Regions from separate parts of the Mus musculus genome. Here region 1 is linked to region 2. Evidence: chromatin loops called from intact Hi-C (ENCODE). Cell type or tissue: gastrocnemius. All regions are shown on one strand. Each heading gives the region's core, and the rest is flanking DNA. Links, peaks and the distances in the headings are about the cores only. Region 1 has its middle 29 kb from the start of Gbp6. Region 2 has its middle 4.4 kb from the start of Abcg3.

Region 1 (8,340 bases), core at 327-8,326, 340 kb after region 2:
ACTGTGTCCCTGTTTAGTTTCTGTTTCCATGATCTGTCCATTGGTGAAAGTTGTGTGTTGAAGTCTCCCACTATTATTGTGTGAGGTGCAATGTGTGCTTTGAGTTTTACTAAAGTTTCTTTAATGAATGTGGCTGCCCTTGTATTTGGAGCATAGATATTCAGAATTGATATTTCCTCTTGGAGGATTTTACTTTTGATGAGTATGAAGTGCCCCTCCTTATCTTTTTTGATGACTTTGGGTTGGAAGTCAATTTTATTCGATATTAGAATGGCTACTCCAGCTTGTTTCTTCATACCATTTGCTTGGAAAATTATTTTCCAGCCTTTCATTCTGAAGTAGTGTCTATCTTTTTCTCTGAGATGAGTTTCCTGTAAGGAGCAAAATGTTGGGTCCTGTTTGTATAGCCAATCTCTTAGTCTATGTCTTTTTATTAGGGAGTTGAGTCCACAGATATTAAGAGATATTAAGGAAAAGTACTGTTGCTTCCTATTATTTTTGTTGTTAAAGTTGGCATTCTGTTCTTGTGGCTGTCTTCTTTTAGGTTTGTTGAGGGATTACCTTCTTGCTTTTTCTAGGATGTGATTTCCGTCCTTGTATTGGTTTTTTTCTGTTATTATCCTTTGAAGGGCTGGATTTGTGGAAAGATAATGTGTGAATTTGGCTTTGTCGTGGAATACTTTGGTTTCTCCGTCTATGGTAATTGAGACTTTGGCTGGGTATAGTAGCCTGGGCTGAAATTTGTGTTCTCCTAGTGTCTGTATAACATCTGTTCAGGCTCTTCTGGCTTTCATAGTCTCTGGTGAAAAATCTGGTGTAATTCTGATAGGCTTGCCTTTATATGTTACTTAACCTTTTTCCCTTACTGCTTTTAGTATTCTCTCTTTATTTAGTGCATTTGTTATTCTGATTATTATGTGTTGGGAGGAATTTCTTTTCTGGTCCAGTCTATTTGGAGTTCTGTAGGCTTCTTTATGTTCATGGGCATCTCTTTCTTTAGGTTTGGGAAGTTTTCTTCTATACTTTTGTTGAAGATGTTTGCTGGTCCTTTGAGTTGAAAATCTTCATTCTCATCTACTTCTATTATCTGTAGGTTTGGTCTTCTCATTGTGTCCTGGATTTCCTGGATGTTTTGAATTAGGATCTTTTTGCATTTTCCATTTTCTTTGATTGTTGTGCTGATGTTCCCTATGGAATCTTCTCCACCTGAGATTCTCTCTTCCATCTCTTGTATTCTGTTGCTGATGCTCACATCTATTGGTTCCAGATTTCTTTCCTAGGGTTTCTATCTCCAGCTTTGCCTCACTTTGGGTTTTCTTTATTGTGTCTACTTCCCTTTTTAGGTCTTGGATGGTTTTATTCAATTCCATCACCTGTTTGGTTGTGTTTTCCTGCAATTCTTTAAGGGATTTTTGTGCTTCCTCTTTAATGTCTTCTACCTATTTAGCAGTGTTCTCCTGTATTTCTTTAAGTGAATTATTAAACTTCTTGATGTCCTCTACCATCATCATGAGATATGCTTTTAAATCCGGGTCTAGCTTTTCGGGTGTGTTGGGTGCCCTGGACTGGGCGAAGTGGGAGTGCTGGGTTCTGATGATGGTGAGTGGTCTTGGTTTCCGTTAATAAAATTCTTACGTTTACCTTTTGCCATCTGGTAATCTCTGGAGTCAGTTGTTGTAGTTGTCTCTGGTTAGAGATTGTTCCTCTCTTGATTCTGTTAGTCTCTATCAGCAGACGTGGGCGACTAGCTCTCTCCTCTGAGTTTCAGTAGTCAGAGCACTCTCTGCAGGCAAGCTCTCCTCTTACAGGGAAGGTGCACAGATATCTGGCGTTCGGACCTCCCTCCTGGCCGAAGATGAAGGCTCAAAACAGGACCTATCCCAGAAGCTGTGTTGCTTTGGCCTGTCACAGAAGCGGATAGCTTCTGTAGTCCACACTCTCACCTGTGCAGACTACTTTCGGCAGAGTCTTGGAACCAAGATGTCTTCTGCCAATGCTGAGGCAAAGCCCTCCAGGGCTGGGTGGACACCTATACTCTGGCCGGGAAGGTGGCCAGATGTCTGGAGCCTGAAAAGGGCGCTGCCTCAGAAGCTCTGTGGCTCCTGCCTGTCCCAGAAGCTGATACCTTCTGACGAACCTAGCACACTGTTTCAGCTCTTGCAGTTTCACTCTTTCAAAACCATTTTGAGGCACCAGACTAAAATCTAAAATATTAACAAGGCCTGATGTTTAATTTTGTGTTAGTGAGGACCACATCTGACATTATACTTGGTCAATGTTTTTTTGAAGTTTTATTTTTTCTTTTCCTGAATGTTCCTGTGTCTGCAACTCTCCTTCCCCATCACAGATCTACTTTTGACAGGACATGTTTCTGGCCACCTCGACAAAGTCACTACCAAAATTAATGGCTGTGCCTGTCCCCTCAACCCAAAGTCAAGCAGCCTCTGAATGGGGAGTGAGGATGATTATAGGAAAGTCAGAAAGAAGACTCAGAGACAAGAATTAGAATTGGGAAGCCTGAAGGTGAATACCACATCAGCCTCGACTTTATTTTATTAGCCTTCTTATATCTCTCAGTGCTGTGGGAAACAAAGTCGCAAGGTAGCAGAAACAATGGGTGATGTACAAACAGGATATCTCTTCCCATCCAGAGGCTTTCCTGTTCCTTACTCCAAGATTCATAGAATGTTCATCCCCTTGCCTTTAACCCCATGTGTATTTCCTCTTATTGTTCCATGAGTCAGCAAGCCAAGAAATCTGCCAGTAGACCCTGACCTGCCTTGACTGTGCCTGGCAGGCAGGCTTTTACTGAAGCAAACAAAATGGCTCCCAATAAAACAGCACCAAGATGTCTCCTTTACACAGTTCATTTTTTTGAACATGACATCTTATAAGACATGAAGAGAGAGAAAGTAAGCTTCTCCAAGATTCTAGAAATCATAGGAATGTCTATACTTTAATTTTGAAATAATAAATGTAAGTACTTTTAAAAACAGATCATATTGTTCTAAAACAATATTTTCTGGATATGACGGGGCTATGACAGTAGCTATGGTTGTTGGCACAATTTACACACGATCAAGCCAGTCAACATCCACTGTGGAGAGGCAGTGAGCTCATGAGACCCTACCCCTAGCTGAGGAACTACTAGCAGTTGATATCTGGTCACTAGGAGAGGGAGAGTGTGTTTTCTATGGGGGTATTGGTCATGATCAATTGTCCATGGTCTGGTAGATGGTGTCTAATGCCCAGGGACATGAGGCCAGGATTAATTTAGTCACAGTAAGAAGAAAGAGGAAGAGGTAGGGGAGGGGGAGACATGCAGATGGGAGGGGAATTTGAGGGTGACTTAGAGGAGCTGGGGGTGGGTATACTCTAAATATATTATATTCATTAATGCACTAATAGGGGTTCTTGGGTCTCTTTATTCATACGGCCCATTATCAATGTTAACAGTGTATTCCTTTTAATCTTCTTTATAAGTATGTATACATATAACCTTGGGATATGTGATGGAAGCACCAGGGGTCCTTGGGTTTGAGAAAAGGAAGTCAGATCCCTTGGAGTTGCATTCACAGGTAGTTGTTACCTGCCCCAGGAACCGAGCTACCCTGGATGAGCATTGTGCATTCTTGACCACTGAGCCATCTCTGAGCTGTCCACCTCCCATGTGCCCCATGGACTCTCTTATACTCTATACAATCATTTCTCTTTTAATACAGTTTCCCTGCTACTTTACAAATAAATAAATATGATATAAAAACAGCATGCATAAATTGTATTGACCGCCTGTGGAAATAATATTTTGATATATTGGTTTACATAAAATGCATTATTTAAATTATTTTTAAAAAAGCAAAGCCTCAAAGAAAACATCATTAATCTATAAATGTTGTTTCCTGGTACTCAAGTCTTGGTCTTGGGTTCCCTCTAGTGGCTTATGCCATTTCTAGAAGCAGAGATTTCATCCTGCACTGGTGGGTTTTAACTTATTGTCACTATCCTAAATTGTGAATTTGCTTTCCCAGCACTCTTCATGAAATGTATAAGACTGAGAATGTCATGGAATGCATATATCCGTTCAACATTTGACTCCAACTTATTTTCCCAAGATGAAGCCAGTAGATTAGGCTTTTTATTAATCTTCCAGAGGGCATTTTACTTGTGTTCTTGCATGTTGGCATGATAGTAGCATTTCTAATAATGATTGCACAGTTGTATGGTGTTTTCACTTTATTTTTAAGATATATTTTAGCTCAATTTAGATCATTATACAGATAGGTTGACTGATATTTGTTTCTTCACTATATAGTACTACAAGATCAAGCCATATAAAAATTTGTTGCCAATCTAACTCAGGGATGTTTAAGTAGTTTCCAGGTTATCACAGTTATAATATCAATGACTTTTCCTATTGTTATGATGAAATACCCTCACAAAACCAACTTAAGAAAGGGTTTGTTGTGGTCCATGAATCATGATGATACATTCTGTCAAGGTTGGAGAATGCATTCTGAGAGAAGTCGAGGCTGGCTTGTTGTATGGCATCCATAGTCAGGAAGCTACAAGTGGTAGGGCGATTTGTTTTCAACATTCTCTGTGTCTTCAGTCCACAAGAACAGTGCTGCCCACCCACAGAATGGGTTCCCTACCATATTAACCTGAGACAATCCTGCACAACCTATCCTGGGCTGAATGATCCTCACAAGAATACAGAAAACCTTGTCTCCTAGCTTATTCGATTTTCAGTTAAATTGGCCAGCAGTGATCGCATGTAATGACTAAATGCATAGCTTCCATAGGAATGTTTTCAAAATGTGTTCTCTAAAGGCAAGCATTGTCTGTGCAGACACGTAGGAGCTGTTCTATGTCTTCTGTGTGGGGCACAGATGCCCTCTAATCAGCACTTTTTATGTTTAATCTTCTCTGCAGAATGAAAATGGAAAACAGGCAGCTTCAAATAACACAAACTATATCACAGTCTCTCATTTGCTCCTAAAGAATGAAATAAGGCCTTTTATAGCCTTTTCAATCAGTAAAGAGGAAAGAAATAAAGCAAGGTCTCTTACAGCACTGTCCACAAAGAAATCACTGTTTTGTTTCATATCCTTGATGTTATGTCTCAGTCGATAGATCTCTCTTCTCATTTCCTCAGCTTTCTTCTTATAGCCTTCCTCAAGGAGAGCCTTTTGTTCCTAAAACAGTGAACATGACAGAAAAATAACTATTGTCAAGTTCAAACATTGTATGGCTTACAATTTGAAAACCTTAGCAAGCGATCCTTAGTGCATTTCTAAAAACTTTCCCTTACCATGAAGAAGATACACCAAAGTGAGACCTACACATTGTGAGGAAGCAGAGTTGAAACTTGACTAATTTTCATCTACCATGTTTGTTTCAGCTGTGATGGTAGTAAAGTTGTGCAAATGTGCTTAGGCTCATGTCCACAAAAATGCCACTGGGCTGACTGAGGAGAGCTCAACCCATGGAGAGTATATGGCAAATTTATCATGCAGACAAAGGCAACTCATTGGATGATAAAGAAGCTAATTACCATTTCACTTGCAGCTGGACAATGGGCATTGCTCCAATGTCCTGTGCTTCTTCAAGGAGGCTGTCTTTCCTGGGCACAACTTCAGAACCCGCAGAAACTATCGGGTCACTGTGCCTTTAAACTGGACATTTCCTTCAGTTTTATGCAGCATAGATCATCCTGGGGAGATTGGAGTGGGGTGGTAGGGGTTGTGGGGTGCAGTCAGGTGCCTGATGATCTGGACAACCAAGACAGACCAGTTTCTGGCATTATTATATTGCTTGGTTGGGAAGTTTGTTTAGTGAAACCTCATAAGGTCATTTTTAAATATCCCAAGTCTGTAAGCCAAACCATTGTAGTCATTAAAACCCTGAAAGAGCAACAGAAAACCTGATGTCCCCAGAGTCTACATTAAGAGCAAAATTCAAAGTGTACATGAAACATAACACATGATGTGGAGAGACTATTAGCAATAATATATTATGACTGTGTTCTTCCCATGACCTGGCTGACAACTTTCTCCTACAGCCTGGGGTACTAGAACCACCAGGAGGATCAGGAGCCCCACCTTCATTAGCTTCTCCAGCATCATGTTATGGTCTTTGATGAGCTGCTCTCTCTCCTGCATCAGCTTCCTTCTCAGTTGCTCTAGGTTTTCCTTGTTCCTTTTCTCTTGAGCCTCCATATACTTCTGCTGCTCCTTCTGCTTCTGTCTTAGCAGATCCTGCTCCTTCTCAGCTGCCTCCTTGTTGGTGCACTTCTCTGCCCCAAGAAGATTCAGGAGAGATGAAAGTGATGGTTCAAGTAAAATGTTAACATTCCACAACCCAAAGAGCAATTCAAATATGAAAAAGAACATAGGAAACCAGACTCAACTCTGGTCCACACTTGGGGAGCATGTTTCTGAAGATAATGGAGAAGACCATGCCCATGTGACTGACACACAGTCAGGACTGCCTGTGGCTTCCAGGGTGGGCATCCACAGAAAGATAGAAAGCTAATGCTCTTGGCATGGGTTTAATATGGCTTCTATCAGAAAGCCATGGTAGGAATCTGACCTCTGCTGAGAGCCAAGAGACATGTTCCTGTACCTGCAATGGCCTTCTGCCCAGCAATGAGGGCTGTGTCTGCCTGCAGGATGGAACTCTCAATGATGGCCTGTGACTGAAGAAAGCTCTGGAAGACTTCAATTGCCTGTAGGACCAAGAGGGTGCAAAGAACCCTGATAAATCCTGAGAGAGTGAGGACCCATGAGACTCAACAGAGTCCTCACTGTGCCTCATTGTCAAATACCACAGGGAAGCAAGCAGATGGCCCAAGCTCTTCAGTGGCCCTGGATACTTCCTGACCTGTGGCTCCCTCCAGTAACCTCAACTAGAGATGCCTGCATCCTCTCAGATGTAGCATATCCATGTCATGTGCAGTTGTGAATGCTTCAACCTATGATGCCTTTAGATATTGTATTCTGCTGTAAAATACTGCATGATTGCGTATAAGCCAAGTCCTTCTCTCTTGCTGGGTGTATTCATAAGCAAATCACTTTACCTTCCCAAGCCTTGTAGTAGAGATGTGTGAATGTGCACAGTAGTGGGGGCATTGCTCAGTGCATTTAAAAAACTAAAGAAAGGTCTAAAAGAAGTACTTAAAATGGTATCACTGGCAATAACAGTAATATTTTAGCTATATTATTACACTCACTACTCCACAGGTAGACCATCCTGACAGAAATATAGAGTTATCACTCAGAATGCTTTGTGAGAATATTTCTAACAATTCATACTAAAAAGGAGTCATTTTGCACCTACCATGGTCAAGGTAAAGCACTTGCCTTGCAAAGCAAAGCCCTGGCTTTGGTCACCAACACCAACATAAAGCTAAGGTATCAGGCTATCTTCATGTTTTCTCATTCCTCTAAGCAGGGAGTTCCCGTGCTACCTGCTCCTCATCTTCACCATGTTCCCATGTTCCGCGCTCATCTTCACCCCATTCACAGCCTCAGAATGTTCCCTGTTCCTTACCTTGACCCCATTCCTGGGCTCCCTGCTTTTAATCTTTATCCCATTGATGTGCTACCTGCACTTCACTTTCACCAAATTCCCATGCTCCCTGCTCCTCACCTTCACCCCTTTCCTGGGAACCTGCTAGTAGTCATGTTCAATCTTCTCCCTCATGTCCATGTAGAGCCTGTGTCCCCCAGGAACAGAAAATGTTGAGATATTGTCCATCAAATCCTTTGAAAGTCGATCCAGTTCTTCCTGGCAGTATTTATCAGATGCCTCTTCATTCTTCAACAGGAAAAGCCCATTCTTCTCACTTATTAATTCCTACAATGGAAATGTACAGAGATCTGACACAATTGAAGGAACAGAAGGGATATAATTCCAAGAAACGTCATAGAAGAGCCAACCTATTCCCCATGAGAAAGCATTCCAGGGTAATAAGACCTCACGGGAATGTGAAGTGCTAAAACCTGAACTTGGGTGCTCAAAAAGCTGTGGAAGCCCACACTAAATGCATTTGCATTCCTGGTATTGAAGACCTATAAAGACATGGGGTACATGCTACCATCTCTGGTTCCTTGTAGTTGTCCAGTCCTGGAATTCTATCTTCAAAGACAAAATGATATAACACGGAGCAATAGAAGAACACTAGGCTCTACAGAGACTCCAGTGAGAAACAGTGTCTTAGGAACAAAAGAATATAGCAGCTTCAAGGATGCACTATAGATGTCCTGGGCAGGATCACAGTCCACAAACATTAACTGGGTAAAGGATTTGGGACACTATATACTCATTATTCCATCTGTT
Region 2 (8,340 bases), core at 158-8,157:
GCAAACTTTTTGCCCTAATTCAGGCTCACATTGGACTCTGAGAAGCCAGCATCCAGGAAAAGACAAAGCGAAAGTAACAGTTTCTGTGGTGTGTTTTGAATTTTTTTTGTTTTTTGTTTTTGAATTTTGTTTTGTTTTGTTTAACAAATGGGATAAAATAAACAGGAGATGAATATATGCTTATCACAGAACAGGACAAACAATGGGTCAGGACGACAAAGGATATGTTTTGTTAAGTGCCCATGCTTTTAATATAATTTGATTTATAGCTTCTTTTTATAACTGAAGAGACCAATTAAGAAATAATTCAGTGTTTACGATTGTAATCCCTATAATCGAGAGGCTGGGACAGGAGGTTGGGAGTTTGTGTGCCAGGCCTAAACATCGAACTCTATCTGAAAAAGAGCAAGAAGAGGGCACAGTGATTAAGTATGGACTGTTTACTTGGGTCAGACTGCTCTGTGTGTGTGTGTGCGTGTGCGTGTGCGTGTATAGCATTGGACGAACCTTAAGCCAATGTTGAAGTCATCCAAGTAAAATTTCAGTACTCAAGACGTTTTTAACATTCAAGCATGGATTAAGAAGGGACATTAAGTCGGCGCCCGACTCCCAGCCCCACCCTACCCCGCCCGGTTCTACAGTTTTAGCTTCTAGATGTGGCCACCTGTCCTGAAATGAAGGAGATGGTTGTACCTCAAACCTGACTAAAATCTCTCTTGTAAGTCTGTGTATGACTTCCACACCCGGTGCCTGCGGAGGCCAGAGAGATCTCTAGATCCCCGGGAACTAGAGTTACGAATGGCTGTGACCGCCCATGTCCCAGATCCTCAGGAAAGAACAGCAAGTGCTCTATACCATGGAGCCATCTCTCCAGCCATGGCTGAGAGCTTTGAGACTCAATTACAAGCCTACATTTTCTGGTTTGGTAGGAAGACAGTATCATTAAGTGAATCCTCTCGCTTTCTGGGAATAACTACTAAATGGAAGTTTGCCGGTTGTGACGGTGAGGTACTAAGGATCTGTGTGGTGTACGTGTGTGATGTAGGTGTGTACACATGCTGGAACATGTCTTTTCTGGTCTTGTCTATTTGGTGTTCTGTGTGCTTCTTGTGCCTTCTCTTAGTCTTAGGGAAGCTTTTGCCTATGATCCTGTTAGTCTGTTCTATTCCTCTGACTTGGGCTTCTTCTCCCTTACCTGGGCCTGTAATCGAAAGGCTCATTTTGTCTATGTTGTCCCACATTTCCTGGGTGTTCCTTTCCCGTGTTATTTTCTTCTCCATATTCCTTGATTATTTGCTCTAGATCTCTGCTTTAACTTTGAGTTCTGATTTTCTTTTTTCTTTCCTTTTTGTTTTTGTTTTTGCTTTTCGAGACAGGGTTTCTCTGTATAGCCCTGGCTGTCCTGGAACTCACTTTGTAGACCAGACTGGCCTCGAACTCAGAAATCCGCCTGCCTCTGCATCCTGAGTGCTGGGATTAAAGGCCTGTGCCACCATGCCCAGCTGAGTCGAGATTTTCCATGCGTCAAGGTTTCCTGTGGGTTCTAGCTGAGTTACTGGACTCTCCCTCTCCATCTCAGCTTGAGTCCTCCTCAGTGTTTCTGTCTCCTCATGGAGTTCCATCCTCAAGACCGGGCCTGTCTTCATCATTTCCTTCAGCCTGGTGTGTGTTCTCTCAGGCATCACTCGGGCACATAGACTCTTTCTCCTTGATTCACTGAGCTGTTTCTTTGCATCCTCTTTAAACCCCTTGAACTCTGATATAATTAAAGAAGTTCTTGTGGGGCTGGAGAGATGCCTCAGAGGTTAAGAACACTGGCTGTTCTTCCAGATGCCCCTGAGTTCAAGTCCCAGCAACCACGTGATGGCTCACACCATCTATAATGAGATCTGATTCCTTCTTCTGGCCTGCAGGTGTACATGCTGACAGGGCACTCACATTTATAAAATACATAAATAAATCCTTCTTAAATAAAAATTTTAAAGAAGTCCTATAAAAAATATTTCCCTGAAGTAGTAACTATCTCTAATGAGTGTGTTATAGTCTGTGGATTTTCCTTTAACAATATTTACAAAGTTAGGGGATATCAGAAAGAGTTTAACCAGAGTCTCTATGCTAAATTCCTGAAGTTTCCAAAGCTCTCACTGCAGGCATATGATCTCTGAGGTGAATCTTTATGAGGTCATTTGATGGTTTAAGTTTGAACCCTGGGAATAAAACCACAGCCCCCATCTCTCTTATCTCCTGTCACTAATTGTAAAACAAACAGCTCTCCCCACAGCGAGACATCCTACTACAGTGGGCCAGAGATCAGAGGTTGGGCTGCCATGTTTTTAGGACCAATTTGGAAATCTTGAGTCCTTAGAACTGATTTAGCTCGTAATAGAAGATATCCTTTCTGTTACAGCTTTCACTAGCGTCTTCCTGAAGAAACCTTTATCCCAAGCAGCACTTTCTTCACATCTCTCTCAGGAAAGCTTCCTCCCTCAGTGAACTGCTCTGAAAATTGTTTGCCACCTCTTGACAGCCCTGTCTTTACAGCATATCCTCATTCCCTTTGTTTAAAGGTTCATTCTCTCTTTTTATTTTTATGTATTTGGATGTTTGTCCACAGGAATGTAAGTGCACACTGTGTGTGTGCGCGCGCACCCACTGAACCCAGAAGAAGGTGTCAAATCCCCTAGAACTTAAGTTAGAGAAAGCTGTGAGCCACCATATTGGTACTGGGAATTAAATCCAGGTCCTCAGGAAGAGCAGCCAGTGGTCTTAATCACTGATCCATCTTCCAGACCAATCCAGGTATGTTTATATACAAACATTTGTCAAACTATAATTCTTATTAACTCACAGTAAGCTGAAATAGATGGATGTCAGAAACATACCTGACCTATGGTACATCTTCCTCATTTTTCCCCTTTTTTATTAAATTACTATTAAATACTCTATTTAATATACTATTAAATATTTATTATTAAATTATTATTAAATATTCTCATATGCGGGGAAGGGTTGTACACACCTTGAACCCCAGCAGTATAGAGGCAGATTCTTTCTTTATGGCCTTAAAGGTAAGTGATTTTCTATAAATTTCATGATTGTATATACCATCTCCCACGGTAAAAATTTTTAGGAATAAGAACCATTTTACTGGCTTTCATACTTGGTGAAAAATGTGTCCTTAGGACAGAAGCAAACCCATCACACAGAGAGTCCCTGGCTTGTGATGGTTGACTCAGCCATTTCTCAATTTCAAGATGATGTTATGGCCATGTATACTTTTTAGAAACTGTACTTTCACTTTTTAAAAGTGTGTTTTTGTTGTTGTTGTTGCTTGCTTGCTTGTTTGTATGTTTGAGCAGGATCTTCATGGACTAAAACCAGTGAGTTGCTCTGTAGTCCAGGTTGTTCTCAAACTCATGGTCCTTACGCCTTAATCCTTACTCTGTAGCTCCTACAAGCTTGTACCACCACACCAGGCTGCACTCTGAACTGTGAATTTTGATATTTGCTGTGTTGAGCGGCTGCAATAAGTTGTGGCTCCCAGTCAGTCACGTGATCAGAAAGACAATTGAGTGACACATTTCATTGTGCTGCAAGTTATTGCCTTCAGTTGTCTAGTGCTTAGGTATGTTAAATGCATTTGTAAACTGTCAATACTTTCAACTTACAGCGGATTTATAAGGGTCGGTGTAATATCCTTATAGGTAGACCTGTATAAAAAAAAATAATAATACATACAGGGGATAGAAGTGCATGATGTGAAGACAGGACTGGCAACTTCAACAAAGTGACAGGACTCAACATTAATTCACAAAGATTAGTAGCCTTCCCATACACAATGGCAAATGATCTGGGAAAGAAATCAGGGAAACTGTGCCATACTTCCCAAGACAGTCTCAAATAGCTGGCAAGCTTGTTTAAAGGAGGAACCTTCTCAGAGAAATGACTAAAGCAGAGCAGGAGAAGTCACCACTAGGAGGCAGTATGCTCCTCACTTACAGTAACTACTTTCACTTCTGCCCAATTTCCCAGAATTACAGTTTTTAAAATATTTCTCCCCAGGAATAACTTCTCAAACAGAAAATATCTGTTGTGTTTTTTTCTTTACCGTTGGAAACCTAGTAATCTAGAGGTGTAGCTCCCAAGTGATCTTGATTGAACATTTAGAATTAATTATGTTTTTATTAGTTGTCAAATAATTAGAGAAAGATGACACCTGAGATTTGTAAGAGGAATTATTGTCACTTGGGGAGGAGCAGGGATCTGTCTGCCGCAGCTTTAGACTTCTGCATGGAGGGGTAATCCTTGGGTTTTGCACAGCTCATCAAGGCACACATCCTCCAGTTCCTGTTGTAGCTGAGTAGAGTGGTCATATCCTTGCTGCTCAGCTCAATGCCAAAGACCTTAAAGTTCTCAGCAATATGCTCTGGAGTCACAGAATTGGGGATCACTACCAAGTTCTTCTGAATGGGGAACAGGATCACTATCTGGGCTGCAGTTTTATTGCACTTGGCTGCAATTGCCTTGATCCTGGATCCTCCAGGAGAGAAGGGTCTTCAGGCTTGGCCCAGGGCCTATCAGGAGAACCAAGGGGGACTGTATGTAGTCACCATGATGCCTTTGCAATGGCCGTACTCAATCGACTTCTCCTGAGTTAGGTATGAGTGGCACTTGATCTGGTTAACTGCAGGCTTATATTTTAAGCCAGGTTTGTTCAAGATCCTCTCAATCTGAAGAGGGTTGAAGTTGGAGATACCAATTGTTAGAGGCAGCCTTGCTCCTGCAGTTCCCCTCAATCCTGTCTCAGCAGTGCCACTCAACTGACAAGAACTGGACACATCCCTGCTTTGCTCCAGACCAGAGACTCCCCTAACCTTAGTGGAATCCAAGAACCTGCTGACATGAACTTCTTCCCAGTCCTGGTGTGGACTCTGTGTGCATTCTACCTGAGCCTGCAAATGGGTGGCCGTGCTGACCCAACAGATGAATAGGGGGAGAGTTCACTGAAGTAGAATTAAGGTACCAGTTTACCTCCATGCTGCTGACCTGCTCCTTTGTCCCTTTATCACTCTGAGTTCTGCACCAAATGTCTAGGAGAATAAATTAAGGACCCTGAAGCTAGGTGCCTGGACATGGCCCAGTCTCCAAGGGGCACTCCCTTGTTTAATCCTTCCTGTGAAAACACAATGGTTCACTCTGCAGCTCCCCCCGCCCTGCTTTGTGTTTCAACCTTTAGTTTGAGGCCAAGAAGAGCAAAAAGTCAGAGGCTGAGAGAGAAGCCAGATTGAATCACTCAGCTTGGAGAGGAGTTTGAGCCAGAACAGCTGAGTTGAGCAGCCAGTCAGAGCTCAGAAAGAACAGGAAAGGGTGAGCTTATTCAGCAGTAAGTCTTAGAGGCTGAAAACACTCTAGGCCTGGATTAGAATGTACCAAGTCCAGAAGTTCCAGGAGTAGGCCGAGGTTAGCAGGCAGAGGCAGCAAGCCTTGGAGACAACAACTATATCAGCAGAATAAAAGCTACTTTTACAAAGGACCTCAGGGCCATCCTCCTTCAAGCTTCTGCTCACCAGGAAAGACTGAAACTGCAGCAGCATTTCTACCCAAACAGCAGGATAGAATGTGGAGTGTTTGTGTGGATAAAGCAAGCACATTTAAAAGACAAATCTTGTGTGGTCCTCTTAATTGCCTGGCATTTTACAGCCCATGGACAATGCTCTCTGCACCTAAACTCTCTCTAGCTCTCTCCTCTCTCACTCTCTCTCATTTTCTCACTCCTGTGCTCTCAGTTTGGTATGCTCTCTTGCCCTCTGACTCTTGCTTGTTCTCTGGCTCTCTCTTTCAAGCTCTTGTGCTCTCTCTCTTCCCCTCCCCTTCCCCTCTTTCATTCTAGAACCCTCTCAAGCTTTCCCATTTTTAATTTTTTTTATTTTTTAAAGCAATTCCAAAGTTTATTAGCCATAGAAAAAACTGATTTCTCAAAGTCAATTCTTATTCTCTGTAGAATAATATACGTGAACAGAAAATCACTACACTTTTGGTCCAAGATATGTTGGGTTTTTTCCTTCTTCTTCTTCAGATGACAGATGGATGTAGCCCAATCTAAGATCACGTGTACTTGCCCCAAATGTTCAGCATAAATACAGAAGCGATGAACAGAAGACTCATCACCAGCACTGGGACAAGGCCCACTTTGAGCCCTGAGGAATCTTCCGTGTAGAATCGCCACATCCCCCCAGTCCCTGCAGAGGTGGTGCGGCCTGCGCTCCGGGTCCCACAGCTGGCATTTTTTCTCTGCCAGACAGTGGATCCTGCAGCCCTTGTGGCCACCGCTTTGCTGGGAGAGTGGCCAGAGGAACCCACGTTGGTGCCACTGGGCTTTGGACCCGGCATGCTGATGCCTAAGAACGGTGGGCACAGGAGGCAGGAAGAGGGTAGTCGGGAAGCTTTCCCGTTCTTGCTCTTTGTTCAGCTACCTTATTCTCTCTCTCTCTCTCTCTCTCTCTCTCTCTCTCTCTCTCTCTCACTCTCTCTGTCTCTCTCTATGTCCCCCTCTCTCTCTGCCCCAACCCCACCATGTTTATTTAGTCCTTAGATTTTCATTTGCTGTACCGTTCTCCCTATTGTGGACGACAAAACCTCAAATCCAGTTTTGCAAACAGATCCTCTCCCCAGGTGGAAAGGAATCCTGGCTGCCTTCCAACATGGCACAGATCTTTGTCAGGTCCTCTGTGTTAGTTTGCTGCTCAACCCTGCAAAGTTCTTTGGGATTTTGTCTTTATTTCTTTATCTCTATTTCATTGTTGTTCTTATTCTTTTCTGGTGGCATGGGTGGTGGGTAGAACCTTGTACCTGCTAGGTGAATTATGTCCCCAGCCTGAGATTCTCTTTTTCTTTTCTTTTTTTCTTACTTTTTTTGGTTTTCTCTTGAAGGTAGACACATTCAGGATGTCTAAAACTGTTTGTAGGTCAATAACAGGGGCATAAGGTACATGTGTTTAAAAGTTCTAGAATCACATCCCACCTGCTCTTTGGAGGCAGAGAAGGCAGTGAACCTGAGGACAGCTCTGGACTATACAGCAAGTTCCAGGCCAGCCAGGGGACGCACTCCTCAAATGAATCTATGCCAATGAATTTCACGTCAGCTAATGCATTGTGGGGACTCTACAGCACATGCCCATTTCTGGTCCCGTTATGTCTGCAGTTGAAGAGGAGAGCAGCAGTAGATGCATGTGTGCCAAGCCTACCCTGGTTTTCACTCAGGCCAGACTCTGGTCCAGGAAACGGCCTTGTCCACATTCAGGGTTGGTCTTCCTACTGCAGTTAGCCCAGTTAAGAAAATGTCTCAGGGTATTCTGCACAGGTGAGAGTGTGGAATACAGAAGCTAACAGCTTCTGGGACAGGCGAGAGCCACAGAGCTTCTAAGCTCTAGCCCCCTTTTCGGGCCCCAGACATCCAGCCACTTTCCCGGCCAGAGGATAGGTGTCCACCCGGCCCAGGAGTGCTTTGCCTGAGCATTGGCGGCAGATATCTTGGTTCCAGGACTCCGCCGAGAGAATTCTGCACAGGTGAGAGTGTGGAATACAGAAACTAACAGCTTCTGGGACAGAACAAAGCAACTCAGCTTCGGGGACAGGTCCTGTTTTGGGCCTTCATCTTCGGCCAGGAGGGAGGTCCTAACACCAGATATCTGTGCACCTTCCATGTAAGAGGAGAGCTTGCCTGCAGAGAGTGCTCTGACCACTGAAACTCAGAGGAGAGATCTAGTCTCCCAGGTCTGCTGATAGAGGCTAACAGAATCACCTGAGGAACAAACTCTAACCAGAGACAACTAAATCAACCAACTCCAGAGATTACCCGATGGCGAAAGGTAAATGTAAGAATCTTACTAAAGAAACCAAGACCACCACCATCACCAGAACCCAGCACTCCCACCTCGCCCAGTCCAGGGCACCCCAACACACCTGAAAAGCTAGACCTGGATCTAAAAGCATATCTCATGATATCTCATGGTAGAGGACATCAAGAAGGACTTTAATAACTCACTCAAAGAAATACAGGAGAACACTGCTAAACAGGTAGAAGATCTTAAAGAGGAAGCACAAAAATCCCTTAAAGAATTGCAGGAAAACACAACCAAACAGGTGATGGAATTGAATAAAACCATCCAAGACCTAAAAAGGGAAGTAGACAAAATAAAGAAAACCCAAAGTGAGGCAACACTGGAGATAGAAACCCTAGGAAAGAAATCTGGAACCATAGATAAGAGCATCAGCAACAGAATACAAAAGATGAAAGAGAGAATCTCAGGTGCAGAAGATTCCATAGAGAACATTGGCAAA

The links. Peaks named below come from ENCODE experiments on the same cell type or tissue, not always from the same donor. Only the 100,000 strongest peaks of a DNase experiment are listed, where the experiment ranks them.
Region 1: it touches region 2 in a loop (9-fold over the local background); 22 of 42 quality-filtered maps call a loop at or near these places.

Annotation. Positions count from the first base shown.
Region 1 is chr5:105,318,806-105,327,145 of GRCm38, forward strand. It overlaps the pseudogene Gbp11. Among named protein-coding and RNA genes, the nearest start is that of Gbp6, 29 kb to the left of the region's middle. In gastrocnemius, for the core only: a CTCF peak has its summit at 3,929 (motif pointing left); no DNase peak of the experiment used is centred there.
Region 2 is chr5:104,982,942-104,991,281 of GRCm38, forward strand. It overlaps the pseudogene Gm5870. Among named protein-coding and RNA genes, the nearest start is that of Abcg3, 4.4 kb to the left of the region's middle. In gastrocnemius, for the core only: a CTCF peak has its summit at 3,977 (motif pointing right); DNase peaks (open chromatin) are centred at 3,967, 6,367 and 6,685; H3K27ac peaks cover 1,630 bases.